2 separate regions of the Homo sapiens genome follow, and region 1 is linked to region 2. The links are chromatin loops, found by intact Hi-C in ENCODE. Cell type or tissue: heart left ventricle. All regions are shown on one strand. Each heading gives the region's core, and the rest is flanking DNA. Links, peaks and the distances in the headings are about the cores only. Region 1 has its middle 19 kb from the start of CRACR2A. Region 2 overlaps CRACR2A (calcium release activated channel regulator 2A).

Region 1 (8,480 bases), core at 2,747-5,246, 100 kb before region 2:
TCTAGCAACTTCTCTCTCACTCACCACAGTGTCCTCAGAACCTGAAAGAGACCGTGGTACAAAATTCACGTCATGGATGACATAGTTCATGTAGGGGCTGTGATGGTAGTTCAAATGAGTGATTATGAGGGCTTCAGTGAAATGATGTCAGGATGGGAAGCAGAGGAGGTTTCCATGAACATGTAGAAGATTGAGTCAGTAGGACCTGGTGACTGAATGAGTGTGAGGATGAGGAAAAGCAGTAAAAGGTATTTCTTGGCTAGATGCATAAGCATGCCACTGATGTGATGCGACATTCAGGGAGAGGAGCAGGATAAAGCAAGGGGGAGTGCAAGAGCAGTGAGGCTAGGGAGAGTTAAGCATGACAATAACTTGATCTGTAGAGCTGGCTAGGGTTCTAAGAACACTTTGCAAGTAGAATTAGATTGTAGATATTTTCATTTGACATCTACGTTTTTGAAATTTAGGCATATTTTAAGACATTATTTCTGAGTCTAGTTGCTTTCTCTAATTCTATTTCCAATTCTCTGTTTCCTCTCTTACCTTTAGAAAAGTGTTTGATCTGATACAATCAAATAAAATGCCGTAAAGTCAATATCACGGTTTAATGGTCTGATCAAGATTTTGCATTTTCCCCATATTTCCAATATAAAGTTGTTTGAAACATTTAAAGTCTCCTGAACCACTTGACTTTTCACATCCTAAACATACTTTGAGCCCAGTTAGTGAAATTCACTGAATCAAAGAAATGGAGAGTATTAGAGGTGGATGGGCTTCAGAGGTATATTAGTCAGTTCCCACACTGCTATAAAGAATACCTGAGACTGGGTAATTTATAAGGAAAAGACGTTTAATTGACTCACAGTTCTGCTTGGCTGGGGGGCCTTAGGAAACTTACAATCATGGTGGAACGTGAAGAGGAAGCAGGCACCTTCTTCACAAGTCAGCAGGAGAGAGAGAGAGAGAGAGAGAGCAAAAGAGCAAGGAGGTGCCACACTTAAAACCATCAGCTTAAACCATCACACTTAAAAACCATCATGATAGTGAGAACTCCCTCACTATCACGAGAATAGCATAGGGGAAACTGCCCCCATGATCCAATCACCTCCTGCCAGGTCCCTCCCTCGACACATGGGGATTAGGATTCGAGATGAGATTTGGGTGGGAACACAGAGCCAAACCATATCAAGAGGTCATTTAGTTCAGCTGAGGAGAAGAAAAGTCCCAAGTTAAATATAGCTTGCCAAGTGGCTGAACTAGGAAAAGAACTCAAGGGATATTTCATCAAATCCATTGAGCAGCACTGAATTTGAACCTCAGCTCCTGATTGCAATGGAAGAAGTCTTCAGAACGCTGGTGGTATGTTTGTGCTGCTCTTTTCTCCACACATTAGTTCAGTTGACTTTTTTTTTTTTTTTTTGAGACGGAATCTCACTCTGTCACCCAGGCTGGTGCAGTGGCACGACCTCGGCTCACTGCAAGCTCTGCCTCCCGGGTTCATGCCATTCTCCTGCCTCAGCCTCCCAAGTAGCTGGGACTGCAGGTGCCCGCCACCATGCCCAGCTAAGTTTTTTTTTTGTGTGTATTTTTAGTAGAGATGGGGTTTCACTGTGTTAGCCAGGATGGTCTCGATCTCTGACCTCGAGATCCGCCTGCCACGGCCTCCCAAAGTGCTGGGATTACGGGCGTGAGCCACCGTGCCCGGCCCAGTTCATTTGACATTTCTGACTATCACAGGCAGCACCAAACCTCATCCTTTTCCATTGCAGAGCTGTTCCAACTGCTGCCTTTGGATTTATGGAGAAATGACTGCATTTAGCAAAATATGTCTGTTTTTTTTTAATGACAGTCTTAAGTCTGACTGATTATATTTATCCCCATCTCTGTGTTCTTCTTTCTGAAATACACACCTCTCTCTTCTTTTCTTTTCTGCTTCCATTGAAGGACTTTTGGCCCAAGTGGGTGTTTGTATTCATTGCACCAGCCAGCCCAAGTAGTCTAGGGAAGGAAAAGCTGATAAAGATTTTGCATATTTGTCAGCCTTCTCAAGGTCTTCCGACAGTCTGCCGGGGGCTTCATTGTTCCTTCATGGGGTATTACTTAAGAATCTTTGTCTATACAGCGGAGTAAGCAGTGATGAGACAGATCCTAATGCAGCACAGGTGCACACCCCCTGTTTGTCTATCGTTGTGCTAACAGCAGAACCAGCCCACCCAGTATTTAAAACACTAAGCAGAACCACCCATCTGAAGGGACCATGCATTGTACAAAAAGCTGTCCTCATTCTCTAAGCTTCCAAAGAAACTGCCTTCTAAGCAAGGCACGCCCTTGGCACCTCTGCAGGTGGACAGATCTTTCCCCCATAACCCATACATAGCTCTGGCCACCCAGGACACCAAAAGAGAGAGTTCATTTTCTGTTCACAGCCCCTAAACTTTAGTCTCAGGACAGAATGGGGCCCAAAGGTCATGCAGTACAACCATTTATATTCTTGTGATCACACTGGAAGGTTCTCCATGTGTAACTTATGGATCTTGCCAAGATAGAGCCTGAGTCTGTGTCCCTATTATTTAAATGCCTTTTGAGTCAAGGAAAGGTTAACACTGGCTGTCTGGAGATAAGTCCAAGTTATAACTGGCATTCAGTGTCTACATAATTTACTCCAGCATGTATTTATAGACTTATCTGCTTCTGCTTCTCAATCCAATTTCTGTATTTTAGCAAAATAATATTATTTTTCTCTCAAATTCACCTTGTGCGTTTCCATTTCTAAAAACTTCTTTCTCCAGGCACATGTTATTTCCTTCCATCTATATTTCTCACATTCCTGCAATCTGTCAATCAAAATTATATCCATCCCTAAGATCTGATTCAAATCACGCCTTCTCCAGAAAGGCTTTCCTGATCGTTCTAGCTAAAAGGCCTCTCTCCTTCCTCGAAACTCTGATATCTCAGTTTGTCTGTCTGTTATCACCTTACCTTATAGCTTAGTTATTGTATACTCACCTTCCCTACCTCCTGCTTTAGTTAGACTGTAAACTCTCTGAGGACAGGGTCATTCTTTTTAATCTCTGTATCCCCCACAGCCTCTAAGACAGCCTTTTGCACTTAATAGGAGCTCAACAAACATCTGTTGGGAAATGAATGAGAATCACATAATGAGTAGTTAAGGAAACATGAAATGAGTAGTTAAGGAATTTTAGAATCCTGAAAAACTCAGCTGGTGACTGGGTCCCGAGTAAAAGAGAAGAGCATGAGCAGGAAGTGAGCTGGTTTGATCCCTCTTTGGAGGCAGCCAGCTGCAGCCCCAAAGAAATCTATTTCGTTTAAAAAAACAAAAACAGCAAACAAAGTTGGCAGAGGAAGTGATGACGTCAACATTCCGTTTCTGCACAGATGTATCACTCAATTAAACTCAATAGCTCAAACACCAAATTACTACATCTTCACCCCTCATCCTCCACCTAGCTTTCTCAAAACACACACACTCATGCCTAGGGGACAGACAGCAAATATGTTTTAGAATTTTGGTAGGTATTCTTGGTAGGGCAGAAAGTGTCATCCAGAATTCTCTCCTCAGGTACTATATGCTGGGAAAATGGGGATAGCAATATGTGTGTGCAGTGTTTCAGTTCTTTTTTGGTAAAGGCCAAGATTGTAGATAAAAATTCATTTTAGTTGGATTTCTGCCATTACTGGTATCAAAAATAACTCCATTTTAGTGATGCTGAAAAGTACTGAGCAGGTGGCTGGAAACCTGGCACACTGTCCCAGAGATCCTGGCAGCAAACTCTGAGAGTGCACAGGGACATTGGATAGCTAGACAGGGCATGGCCCGAGCAGGGTTGGCTTTGACTGGGGCTACATGCAATCAGTGTAGGTCAGAAGGAAGGAGAGAAAATTTATGTCACAACAAGATGTCACCTACACAGTTGAGGAGCTGGTCATTGCATGTCCAGAGTTCACACCTCCATTGCTGAGTCAGTATTGAGAGTCAGGTTGCTTTGTTTTGTCTTGTTTTTGTGTGTTTTTTTTTGTTTTCACAGCCTTTTTGAGGTGTCATTTATATACCTTATACCCATTGCAAGTATACAACTTAATGATTTTTAATAAAGGTATAGAGTTGTATGACCATCATCACAATCCAGTTTTATTACATTGTCATAATCCTAAACATTTTATTAAGCTCATTTGCAGCCCAAACCAACTTCTACCCCACCTCCCCAGGATAATCATTAATCTGCTTTCTGTCTCTATAATTTGCCTCTTCTGGACACTTACTATAAACGAAATCATCTAATATATACTCTTTGCATCTCTCTTCCTTTTTTTTTTTTGAGACAGAGTTTCGCTCTGTCGCCCAGGCTGCAGTGCAGTGGCACGATCTCGGCTCACTGCAAGCCCCACCTCCTGGATTTACACCATTCTCCTGCCTCAGCCTCCAGAGTAGCTGGGACTGCAGGCGCCCGCCACCACGCCTGGCTAATTTTTTGGTATTTTTTTTTAGTAGAGACTGGGTTCACCGTGTTAGCCAGGATGGTCTTGATCTCATGACCTCGTGATCCGCCTGCCTCAGCCTCCCAAAGTGCTGAGATTACAGGCGTGAGCCACTGCGCCTGGCCTACATCTGTCTTTTTTAGGCATACTTTTTATTAGGTTCATTCATGTTGTAATATGTACCAGTATTTTACTCCTTCGTATTGCTGAGTAGTATTCCATTGAATGAGTATACCATATTGGGTTTATCCACTCACCAACTGGTAGACATTTGGATTTTTTCCAGGTTTTGGCTAGTACAAATAATGCTGCTATGCACATTCAATTATGAGTCATTGTATGGAGATGTTTTCATTTCTCTTGGATAGATTCCTCAGAGTGAAGCCACTGAGTCTTGGGTAAGTTTTTGTTTAACTTAAGAAAGAACCAAAGAATTTTCCAAAGTAGCTGTACCATTTTCATTTCTTCCAGGAACATGCAAGCATTCCAGTTTCTCCACACCCTCACTAATACTTAGTATTACCTGTCTTTGAATATAGCACTCTACTGAGCATATAAGAGTATCACATTATGTTTTTTTTTTTGAGATAGAGTCTCGTTCTGTCCCCCAGGCTGGAGTGCAGTGGTGCGATCTCAGCTCACTGCAAGCTCCGCCTCCCGGGCTCATGCCATTCTCCTGCCTTAGCCTCCCGAGTAGCTGGGACTACAGGCACCTGCCACCACACCCGGCTAATTTTTTGTATTTTTAGTAGAGACGGGGTTTCACCATGTTAGCCAGGATGGTCTCGATCTCCTGACCTCATGATCCACCTGCCTTGACCTCCCAAAGTGCTGGGATTACAGGCGTGAGCCACCGCGCCCAACCCACATTATGATTTTAGTTTGCATTTCCTTATGACTAATGATGCTGGGTGCCTTTTCATGTGTTTATTTGCTATTAATATGTCTTCTTTGGTGAAATATTTATTCAAGTCTTCTATCATTTTTTAATCAGTTGTAATTAAAATTACTATAATTACTGAATTGTAAAGCTACCTTTTATATTCTGGATACTAGACCTTTATTAGATATATGTTTTGCAAATATTTCATCCCAGTTTGTGCTGGTCTTTTAATTTTATTAGGGTTATTTTTTGAAGCACAAAGGTTTTTAAATTTAATAAGGTGCAATTTACCAATTGTTTCTTTTATGGATCCTTCTGGAGTCATAAAGATTTGCAGAAGATTTCTCAAAAATATTTTTCTCCTATATTTTCATTTAAAAGTTTTATAGTTGTAGCTCTTCTACTTAAGACTGTGACCCCTTTGAGTTTAAGGAGAATGTAAGAGAAGGGTCTAAGTTCATTTTATTTCATATAGATATCCCTACCCAAGCCCCTACTGTGGAACAGACTATCCTTTCCAAATCGAATTGTCTTGTCCTTCATTAAAAATCAATGGACCATAAATGTAAGCTTTTGTTTCTGGATTCTAAATTCCATTTAAAAAATCTGTATGCTTGTCTTTATGCCAATACCACATTGCCTTTATTACAGAATAAGTTTTGGGCATTGCAAATCATCCAACTTTTTTCGCCTTTTATAAAATTGTCTTGGCTATTCTAGGTCTTTTGCATTTTCGTATAAATTTTAGGATCAACTTGTCAATTTCTACCAGAAATCCTGATGGGATTCTACTATGTTGATTCTATGGATCAATTTAAGGAGAAGTGATATCTTAACAATGTTGCATCTTCCAGTCCAGAAACATTTCATCTTCATTTATAAAGATCTCAGTTTGGACTTAGTTTGCTATTCTTTTTCTTTTTCTAGTTTCCTATAGTGGAAACTTAGGTTGTTGGTTTTAGATCTTCTCCTTTTCTAATACATTCATTCAATGCTATAAATTTCTCTCTAAGCACTAGTTTCACTGCCTCCCACAAATTTTTATGTTTTATTTAATTTTCACTTAGTTCACACTATTTTTAAATTTCTATTGAACTTCTTTGGCCCATGTATTTTTTAGAAACATATTTTGAGATTTTCTAGCTGTCTTATGTTATTGATTCCTCATTTAACTCCATTGTGGTGAGAACATACTTTGAATGATTTCTATTCTTCTAAATTTGTTAAGGTTTGCTTAATGGCCTGGAATGTGGTCTATCTTGTTGAATGTTCATGTGAGCTTGATAGGAATGTGTACTTTACTTTTGTTGGATGAAACATTCTATAAATCTCTATTAGATCCAGTTGTTTAGTGCTGCTATCCGGTTCAACTCTATGCTTATTGATTTTCTGCCTGCTGAATCTATCAGTCAGTCACTGAAAGAGGATGTTGAAATCTCCAGCTATGTTAGTGGATTTGTCTGTTTCTCCTTGCAGTTCCATCAGTTTTTGCCTCACACATTTTGACTCTCTCTTGTTAGACGCATACGTGTCAAGTATGGTAGTCCTCTTTGAGAACTGGTCCCTTTACCACTATGTAATGCCCCTCTTTATCCCTGTCAATTTTTCTTGTTCTGAAGTCTGCTTTGTCTGAAATTAATATGGTTATTATAGATTTATTTTGAGTAATGTCATCATGGCATCTTTTCCTCCACCCCTTTAATTTATTCTATCTGTGTCTTTTTATTTAAAGTGAGTTTCTTATAAACAGCATTTAGTTCAGTCTTGTTTTTTAAATCCATTGTGACAATCTCTGTCTTTTGTTTACTTAGACCACACTTTTTTTTTTTTTTTCTGAGACGGAGTTTTGCTCTTGTTGCCCAGGCTGGAGTGCAATGGTGCGACCTTGGCTCATCGCAACCTCCGCCTCCCAGGCTCAAGTGATTCTCCTGCCTCAGCCTCCCGAGTAGCTGGGATTACAGGCGTGCACCACTACGCTTGGCTAATTTTGTATTTTTAGTAGAGACGAGGTTTCTCCATGTTGGTCAGGCTGGTCTCGAACTCCCGACCTTGGGTGATCTGCCCACCTCGGCCTCCCAAAGTGCTGGGATTACAGGTGTGCGCCACTACGCCCAGCTAATTTTGTGTTTTTAGTGGAGACGAGGGTTCTCCATGTTGGTCAGGCCGGTCTTGAACTCCCGACCTTGGGTGATCCGCCCACCTCGGCCTCCCAAAGTGCTGGGATTACAGGCATGTGCCATTACACCCGGCTAATTTTGTATTTTTAGTAGAGACGAGGTTTCTCCATGTTGGTGAGGCTGGTCTCGAACTCCCGACCTTGGGTGATCCACCCGCCTCGGCCTCCCAAAGTGCTGGGATTATAGGTGTGATCCACCACACTTGGCCTTGTTTCTTATTCTTAAGCCTGGCTTCCTAGGCTTCCCGGCCTAGAACACACATTTAAAGTGATTTTTGATATAGTTGGATTACTGTCTATCACACTTCTAACTATCTTCTTTTTTTTTGTACTTATTCTTTGTTTCCTTTTCAAATTTTCCCCTTTCCCCACCTTCTCTGAGTTTTATTGAGCATTTTGTACGATTCCATTTTCTTTCCTTTCTGCATATCAATTACATTGTAAAAAATATTGAGTGGTTGCCCTAGTGTGTATAATGTGTGTTTACAACTAATCTAAGTCCACTTTCAAATATTTATCTATAATTATATATTCTTAATTTCTCCCTCTTGTTCCTTATTGCATTGCTGTCACTCATTTATCTATATGTTATAATCACCTAATACATTGTTATTATTATTTCTTTGAACAAGTTATTATCCATTACATCAATTAAGAATAAGAATAGTAAAGGATTGTATTTTATTTTAATAATTCCTTCTTCAATACTTTTCCTATCATATTTCCTTCTCTCTAAAGAATTTCTTGGCCGGGCGTGGTGGCTCACACCTGTAATCCCAGCACTTTGGGAGGCCGAGGCGGGTGGATCATGAGGTCAGGAGATCGAGACCATCCTGGCTAACACAGTGAAACCCCGTCTCTACTAAAAATACAAAAAATTAGCCGGGAGCGGTGGCGGGCTCCTGTAGTCCCAGCTACTTGAGA
Region 2 (8,480 bases), core at 2,921-5,420:
TTTTCCTATCTATAAAATAAGGGGGCTAGATTAGTGGCTGACCCCACTTCACCCTTTCTCCTCTCTGACCCCAGCACTGATCACCTGGAGGAGCCTCAGCAAAAGTTAAGTGGTCTCTCCCAGAGAGGAAGGCATTCTTCTGTTCTCTAAGGAGATAATTGCAGTCTGAAACAGTGGGCAATTACCCAGCCTTAGCCTGGCATCTCATCTGCAGGACCTCCTCTGCTGGCCTGCATTTCTGCAGGAAGAAACAAGTACCCCTGACTTGCTGGAGAGCTGCTTAGCCCTGGCATCCATCTTTAAGGGCCTGTATTAGTGGTTTGTCCTCATTTAGTAATTGTGCTCGAAACGTTGTTGAGATAAAAGTCAAGCCACTCTTGGCTGCATGTGCAAAACCAGCTCAGCCAAAGGTTCCAGCCTCTCCATGCCCATCCTCAGTCAGTATCCCTGCCAGCCATGCTTGCTCTGGGGTCAGCTGATCAAGGCCCACTCCCTGCTAGGGAACTGTGTTGGGATTGGGGACTCACTGAACTCTTTGGCCAGTCCCATTCCAGAGGTATTCTCTGGATGCAGAACCAGAGAACTGCAGACTGTTTTGAGCAGGGCACTGAAATAGGAGGCAGGAAGGACTGGAGCTCTTGCCCAGCCACTGGCACTTACCAGCTGTGTAACCTCAGGCAACTTGCATTACCTCTCTGGGCATCAGTTTCCTTATTGGCAACATCGGATGTTTTCTACTAGAGCCTCTTTTAGTCTCTTCTATTTTTTAAAAAAAGGTGGGTCACACCTTGCTGGTGGACCTATGTATAAAGGCACTTGTAACTCAGACATCAAACAAGAGACTGGAAATCCCAATAGGGTATAGGATATGAAAATGGGATTCTTTGCAAATGACTCAGGGTGAGGTTAGTGATTCTGAGACATCTAGAAAGTGAGTTTGGAGGTGTGAGGTTGTTTGTGGGAGGGACATTTTCAGGTTTTAGAGAGGAAGTGGGAGGAATCTCTTGGGGATGGCCTGATTTGGGAGGGAGCCTAGAGGAATCCCAAGAAGAGCGGGTTCTGGTGAGCTGTGAGAATATCTCCCAGGCGCCTCCACACACTCACTTTTCATTACAGTGGATGACATTTCAATGAATGCCTATCCCAGAAGCTGGGGATGACAGCTCAAGTCACGACTGCTGCATGTCTGCCCCAGGCCAGGCACCAGGCGGAACACAGTCTGTGTGTAACCAGTAGCTAGCATCGAACCAGCACTCCCTCCATGCCAGGCTCTGAGTTAAGCAAAGGGAACATAGAGTCCCTCTCCTTGAGGAGTTCATGATCACACCAAGGAGATAGCGCTTAGATGCCTGGAAATTCTGCACAAGACAGACCAGAAAATCCTCCTGCAAATGAAACATTAGACAGCGTTGCCATGGGCAGCATAGCCTCTAATTTTTCTCCTTGTGCAGACCACACACCTTTCTCCCACAGGGCCAGAGAAAATGAGGCTGACCTCTGGGGGAGTCTGGCCTTATGCAGGTTAGGCAGGACACACACTCCCTGTCCCCAGCCTCCCAGGCTGGGCCATATCCCCCAGGTCGCACGGTGGCTGTGAGTGGAAAAGGCCCACCCCAGCTTCCTCCTCACATTTACTCCACTTCCTGGGAGGGAGGACGTGGCAACTGAGGTGGCTGAGTGCTAGGCAAGCCCTCAATAGCTAAGGCCAGGAGAACCCCTCAGAGTGTCCTGGAGCATTGTTAGAAACAACCCAGAGTCCTCACTCACAGCCATGAATTTTTTTTAACCTGCATATCAGAAATAGGAGCAGGAAAGGAGTCTGGGAGCATTCAGTCTCCCACACCCTTGTCCTTTTGCACAGAGGTTGAAGAAATTTCGGATTTGAGCCCCTTGTGGGCCTCTACTTCTCTCCAAGGAAGGGAGGTGAGACTTCCACTCAGCAAGTCCCTTCAGCATTCACAGTGCAGATGTGCGGAGGTCTTCACACTTTAGCATGAGGGATATAGTGTAGACATTGGGGAGAACTTAGAATTGGGAATTTCTTTGCCATGGAAAGCATCCCCTGCATTTACCTTTTTCTGGAACAAAAGCTTGAGCTCTCCAGGGCACATAGAGCAGTGCTGTCTGGAGGCAGCAGTAGATCCAGACTTTTCACCAGAACCATTTTGGGATGCCAGAGGTCCCACCCCAGGGGCACCAGTTCACTTGTCTGAGGTGGGGGCTTAACGTCTGTATTTGTAATGTATGGGGGCAAGGATAAATTAGGCAGCTTCTGAGTGGGGTGCTTTGAGCTCTGAAGGAAAGTGTTTTCTAGATCAAAGGCCAGCCCTAGGCTGTGCTCTGGGAGGGCTCCTGCTCAATCCTCTGCAGCTCTGTAGCCTGGGAATACCAGCTGGCTGCCTGTTTGGCATCATTGGTTGTTGCCTGTTTGGCATCGGCCTTGACAAGCTTAGCAGCAGTCCTCATGCCCTCTTTGGAATCAGCTCCTTATCTGCACAGTGTTCCCTGGTCCATCTGAATCAGACCTCAGGCACTTTCTTAGGAGCTCACAGGCCCTTAAGTTGCAGCCCCTACCAGCTGCTATTGAGCCACTTCCGGTCCATGGTGATTCCCTGTGCTCTGGGAAGGTGTCCAGTCCAGGAGGGAGTGCACCTTACAGACTGACAGGCAGCCCCAGCTATGATGGCCTGCACACCCACACAAGCCTAAGGATCGGCAGCCTGTGTTGTGGAGCCTCGAGGACAAGGAAACTGTCCCCAAAGCTTTTCAGGGAAGAGATGTCATCATGTCACTGGCCCTGCCTCCAGATAGGGCAGCAAATAAAGCCTCATATTCCTGGCAGGTGGTCCTTACATTCCACAGAGTTCTTAGTGACCTTGGGGAAGGCCTCAGCTGCATAGTTCTTGAATGGTAGGTTGCTTAGATTTACCAGAGGATTTTTAAATTAAAAGGTAGTTCCCCCTCCCCTAGGGAGTCTAAATCGGTGCGTCTCAGGGAAGGGGCCCAGGAACGTGCACCATAACACACATCCCAGGCGGTTCTGATACAGGCAGGCTGTAGACCACACTCTGAGAAATGCTGCTTTAGCCAGTTCTTCCAGAATCAGTCAGCCAGCAAAAGGTATATCCCATGGTGCCCTTCCAATCTGGAATGCTAGTCCTATTCTTAGGGTGAAGTTCTCGGCGAGGACTCTAGGTGACGAGGTTGTGACTTAATCTAATGCATGTCTTCTGTGGGTATATTATTATGTTGAGCATATTGTTAACATTGCCCTGAGAGCAAATTGAAAAGTGAGGACGGTTTGTGCTCTGTGTACACCATGGGCATGATTTGTAAACCTGACTAATAAAAAATGGTTTGCTTTATAGAATAGGATAAAGCTGCAAAGTTGGTTTATACAGGCAGCAGAATCTAATTTGGAAGAAACCATCCATCTTGAAAATCCAATCGGCAATTTCACAGCCTTTGCAGAATTTTCTACAAACTCTTACGTTTTCCTTTCATTCAGCTCTACTCTAATCATGCATGTATGTGTGTGCACGTGCATGCGCCCACGTGTGTGTGAGAGAGATGGAGATGGAGAGAGACAGAGATAAGCAGATAATTACAGAGACTGAGAGAGACTGATTTCAGGGGAACAAAACTCTAAACAGGATTTTTCTAGTGAGAGCTTCTTAGCTGTCAGAGGACTGCAGCTGCCTGAAGAAGGTGGCAGAGGGCAGTGGGGAGTCTAAAACCCTGTTTACCATTCCCATTCCAAGCACAAAACTGGCTGAGGCTGAATTTGCTTCCATGTTCTTCTCTTGCAAAGAGCAGACTTCTTGAGACTTCTGCAGTTGAGGGTCTTCATTCTGTGATCAGCACGTTGAGGCAGGGGGTGGGAGGGAATGTGGGTAACATGGGGGAATGGGAGTCAAGCCCCTCCCATAATCTTGCCTCTCTTTGGCCATGGCAGTGTGGACTGTTGGCCCCATAACCTTGCTCCAGTTCGTGCTCACTCCCCAGTTGACAGATTCCAGGTGTAATTTGGAAGACTGACAATTCTAAATGCAAATGTATGGAGTTATCTATTTTACAACCTAGGCTGCTGGGCCAGACATCGTAGTGATGTGAATGGAACCATGGGACCCAAGTCAAGGCCTGGGTTCTGCCTGCTACTCTGACCCTTGGAAATTTGGTTACTTCACTGTTTTGACCCTCATTTTCTTCACTTGAAAACCAAAGGCATAGGGAATACATGAGCTTTATAAGCTTTCATTCTGTGATGGGGAGGAGGGATTCTCCTTCTCTTTGCATCTAACTTTGCAAACCGGGAGACATAATTGATCAAACCACAGCCCCAAAGACACATGCAATCAGAATGGCAACTCTCCAAGGCCAGGGGCCATTTCTGAAACTCTGCCTTGAGTTCAAGCTCCTGAAATGTACCTAAATTGTAGAGAAATGCCATTTCCTCTCTCCAAGGCCAAGCCTACGCTTTCATTTACAAAAGGCAGAAGCTACATTTTTCTTGGAATGATTTCAGCACACCCCTGCCTACAGCCTAGGCAGGGGAATGGACGACTTTCTAAGACCCTCTGAAATCCCAACAGATTTTATTTAAAAGGGAGGACAAAGGAGAGAAAAAGCAGGAAAAAAATCTTTTGACCAAGCAGTATTCCACAGCAGGAAGGCCTTGGCCTATGTGCCGTTAGCTGGAGCTCCAGTGATGTTGAGTATTAATGCCTCGCTCCGGCGTAGCACCTTAACTTGCCATGTGCAAAACACTTTGTGAAGGTTAATTAATTTTCACAGTTCCTGTGGGAGGCTGGCAGGATAAGTTAACGCTAACTACATCTCACCTTGTAGTTCCCTGCAAATTATCTCTAAAGGCCTCTCAGAAGCTACGCTTTGTATTTACATTAGAATAATGAATTCTTCACCCCTATATCCTTGTTTCATATCCCATCTGCCTCCCATCCTTAGCTCCCCAGTAACCCAGCACCAGATGTACACATGAGCGTGTGCGCGCGTGCGCGCGCACGCGCACACGCACGCACACACACACACACACACACACACGCAGCCGTCCTTTAGGGAGGGACATTTGCCAGAACCAGATATCTTGGGTGAAGATGTTTAATGCCCTGAGCTGGACCTGGGTTTTCATCTGGGTTTTCAGTAGGACTCATTCTTTCCAATCCACTGTTGCCCTTATGGCATCCGCAGTATCTCACTGGTACTCTCTCCCCTCTGCTGTTGAGAATCTCCCTATTCTGAACTCACCTCTTCTTAGCTTTTCCCCTGATAACTCCCCCCTCCTCCCCACCACCAGAGCAGGTAGCTTCCTTTACTTCCCCCTAGCAGGGCTCTGAGGTCACAGATGACCATCAGCCAGAACCTAGGAGGGTTCTTTTGGGTCTGCCTCATAGTGCATGGCTTCTTCTATCAGTTCCTTTCCTCCCTGCCACTATAGCACTGGGCTCAGTACTCTTAGATGCTAAATTACACAGAGAGTATAACTTCAGTCGAAAATATTTTGCCCAGAGTCATACTGTAAGAAGGGCTTCATCAACACTTTTCAATGTTGGTGGGATGTATGGACTTCTCTCTCCACATTTAGTCTTCTCTATTGAGCCTCGTCAGGTTTTATCCACCCTGTGTCTTCTGTCCCCAACTCCTTCACCATTCCTGCACACATTTCTTCACACCACATACAACAAGCTGCCACTTGATCCTCCACCCCCCAGTTTCTACTTGACCCTTGGCTGACATCTGAAGGAGCTATAGAGCAGTGGCTCTCAGAATGGGGTCCTTGGCCTCTGGAGAATCAGAAAACTTATTTAATTAGAATTTGTTAAATGCATCTTATTGTGCTAGACACTTCCACATGCATTATCTTTTTTAATCTTCACAACTTCTATCTGAAGTAGGTATTACCAACTGATTTTTCAGATATAGGACACTTCAGGCTTACTGAGGTAATGTGACTTATCCAAGGCCAGAAAGTTTGTAAATGTCAGAACCAAGACTTGAACCCAGACCTTCTGTTTCTGGATCTAATGAACTTTGAGGCAACCATACCTGTGTCAGCAAACGGTCTGTGACCTAGACTACCCTGAAACATGCCAGAAGAACTACCCAGCTATCATGGGGAAAGAAAAGGACGGGGAGGATAAATATTAGTGCTCATGACTGTTGCTAACTCTGGTCCTCCACATCTTTGTCCTTCTCTTCCACTGAGAACTCATGTCTCTTGCCCTCACTCTTCTTTCATCTACCTCTTCTTCGTCTCTTCTGCGTTACATAACTCAAAATGATTAGGGTCAGATGGTAGAAAATGAAATAATTAAATAGATACCATTTGAGTTCTGGGAGCCAGGTGAAGAAGTGTTTGTTTGTTTTTGAGACGGAGTCTCACTCTGTTACCCAGGTTGGAGTGCAGTGGCCTGATCTTGGCGCACTGCAACCTCCGCCTTCTGGGCTCAAGTGATTCTCCTGCTCCAGCCTCCTGAGTAGCTGGGGCTACAGACGTGTACCACCACACCTGGCTACTTTTTGTATTTTTAGCAGAGAGGGGATTTCGCCATGTTGGTCAGGCTGGTTTTGAACTCCTGACCTCAGGTGATCTGCCCACCTTGGCCTCTCAAAGTGCTGGGATTACAAGCGTGAGCCACTGTGCCCGGCCAGAAGGAGTGTTTTGAGAATGGCTAAGAGAAGATAGGTTGAATAGCTATGCCTACATGTCACTAATTAACATCTCAGAGATCTCTGCTACAGGTTGTCGTCCTCATTTTGTCTAATATTTTTCCAATGGCATGAGTATAGGAAGATAAACGGGGAATGTTTTGAAGTAATAAAAAAATTCCATCCATAAAGAAGAACAACATGTATTAAGCTTTGTGCACCAAACAACACAACAGGAAGACACATAAGGCAGAAGCTTTTAGAAAAAATAAAGAAAACTTAATAAAAAAAAAGACTTTAGACTTTAACAAATTTGCTTCAGATTTGACACATTAGTCAGGCAAAAGTACAAGAAGGATATAAAGTATTTGAAGCCATCAATGAATACACTTTAGAGACGAATATAGAATTGTGTGCCTTACAAATAGAATATATATCCCTCTCATAGAAGTTGTACAAAAATTGATCATGTTTGTGGCTACAGAGGAAAGATAACCAATAGATTCCAAAACCATTTCTTACTATAATATAATAAAACTAGAAACCAATAGTTTGTACCTTTTAATAAACTGTCTTTTAAATAACTCTCAGATGCATTAAATTATAAAAACCAACATTATAGATTATTTAGCCTACATCCTGATTGAAGATTTAAAATGTCAATGAAACTTGGAAGGTCATTGAAACACTGCATGACCAACTGAAACCTATTAGCATAGTGACAGGCTGGAAAGATGGACTAGAAATAGCAAACACAAAATCTAACAGCATTACATTTGAGATGTTGCTGTGTGTTCAAAACGCCAATGGCAGAAGCACAAAGTGGAGGAGATATGATTCAGTAGTACTATCTTTAAAACAAAAATGATCACACAGACATAAAATTTAGAGATTTTAGTTGACGAATGGGTTCCACATACGTCAACTGTAATGTGGCTGCCAAGAAAAGTTAATGAGGTTTTAGGCTGTATGAATAGATATGCAGCATCTAGAACAAGAGAGGTAATAGTCAGCTCTAATCTGCACAAGTCCAACTCATACACTGGGCATTCAGTTTGGCACTGCCGTGGCTTGAGAAAGATCATTACGGCCCATCTGAAGAAGCATGAAGGGAATTGTAAAGGGATTTGTAAAAAATCCATGTGAGACACAGTTGGAGGAAGTGGAGAGGCTTGACCGGAACCCAAGGCAACTCCTTGAAGTCTTGATGCCATTCTGAAATACATGAAAGGCTTTTATGCAGAAGAAGAGTAAGGTCATGGAAAGACAGATTTCTGTGAGCCAGAATATCCCAAAGATGAAATAACTGCTTAGAGAAACAGCAAGTTCTCTGTCACTGGGGGTATTCTAACCTAGTCTGGGTAAGTCCTTGACGTGGTATTGTCGCAAGAATTTTAACACTGGAAAAACAGGTAGTTAGATCAGACAAACCTTCCAAATCTGAAGTTCTTTAACTCCCATGGTATCTAGTATTCCCTCGAAATGGTCCATGAGCTTCTGAGTTCGGTACCCAAAATTGTAAATTGAGTTTTTACAGGTTTTTGGCATTAACATTTTGAGTTCAGGCCCTGTGGGTGACATAAATGCCTGCGTGTTTATAACCTAATTGAGACAACATGAACCCAAATGAAACAGTTGTTCAGGACTATTTAAGATTAATTGTTAAATGATCAAATGAAGACATATGCTGTCATCTGAGTTCAGAGAAGGGGTCATGAGGGTTGGAATAGATGGCAAAATCTTCACAGAGAAGACTTCAAAGTCCATTTATATGCATTAGGCAATAGAAGTGGTTTTAGAAATTGTGGCAACGA

What was found. Hi-C counts contacts between places; a loop is a spot of excess contacts. Peaks named below come from ENCODE experiments on the same cell type or tissue, not always from the same donor. Only the 100,000 strongest peaks of a DNase experiment are listed, where the experiment ranks them.
Region 1: a loop joins it to region 2, with 2.6 times the contacts of the local background. A loop is called at or near these places in 61 of 110 quality-filtered maps.

The regions. Positions count from the first base shown.
Region 1 is chr12:3,767,425-3,775,904 of GRCh38, reverse strand. No RefSeq gene overlaps it. Among named protein-coding and RNA genes, the nearest start is that of CRACR2A, 19 kb to the right of the region's middle. In heart left ventricle, for the core only: no CTCF peak of the experiment used is centred there; a DNase peak (open chromatin) is centred at 3,804.
Region 2 is chr12:3,662,912-3,671,391 of GRCh38, reverse strand. The region is part of intron 7 of CRACR2A (calcium release activated channel regulator 2A); the gene reads left to right. Among named protein-coding and RNA genes, the nearest start is that of CRACR2A, 86 kb to the left of the region's middle. In heart left ventricle, for the core only: no CTCF peak of the experiment used is centred there; no DNase peak of the experiment used is centred there.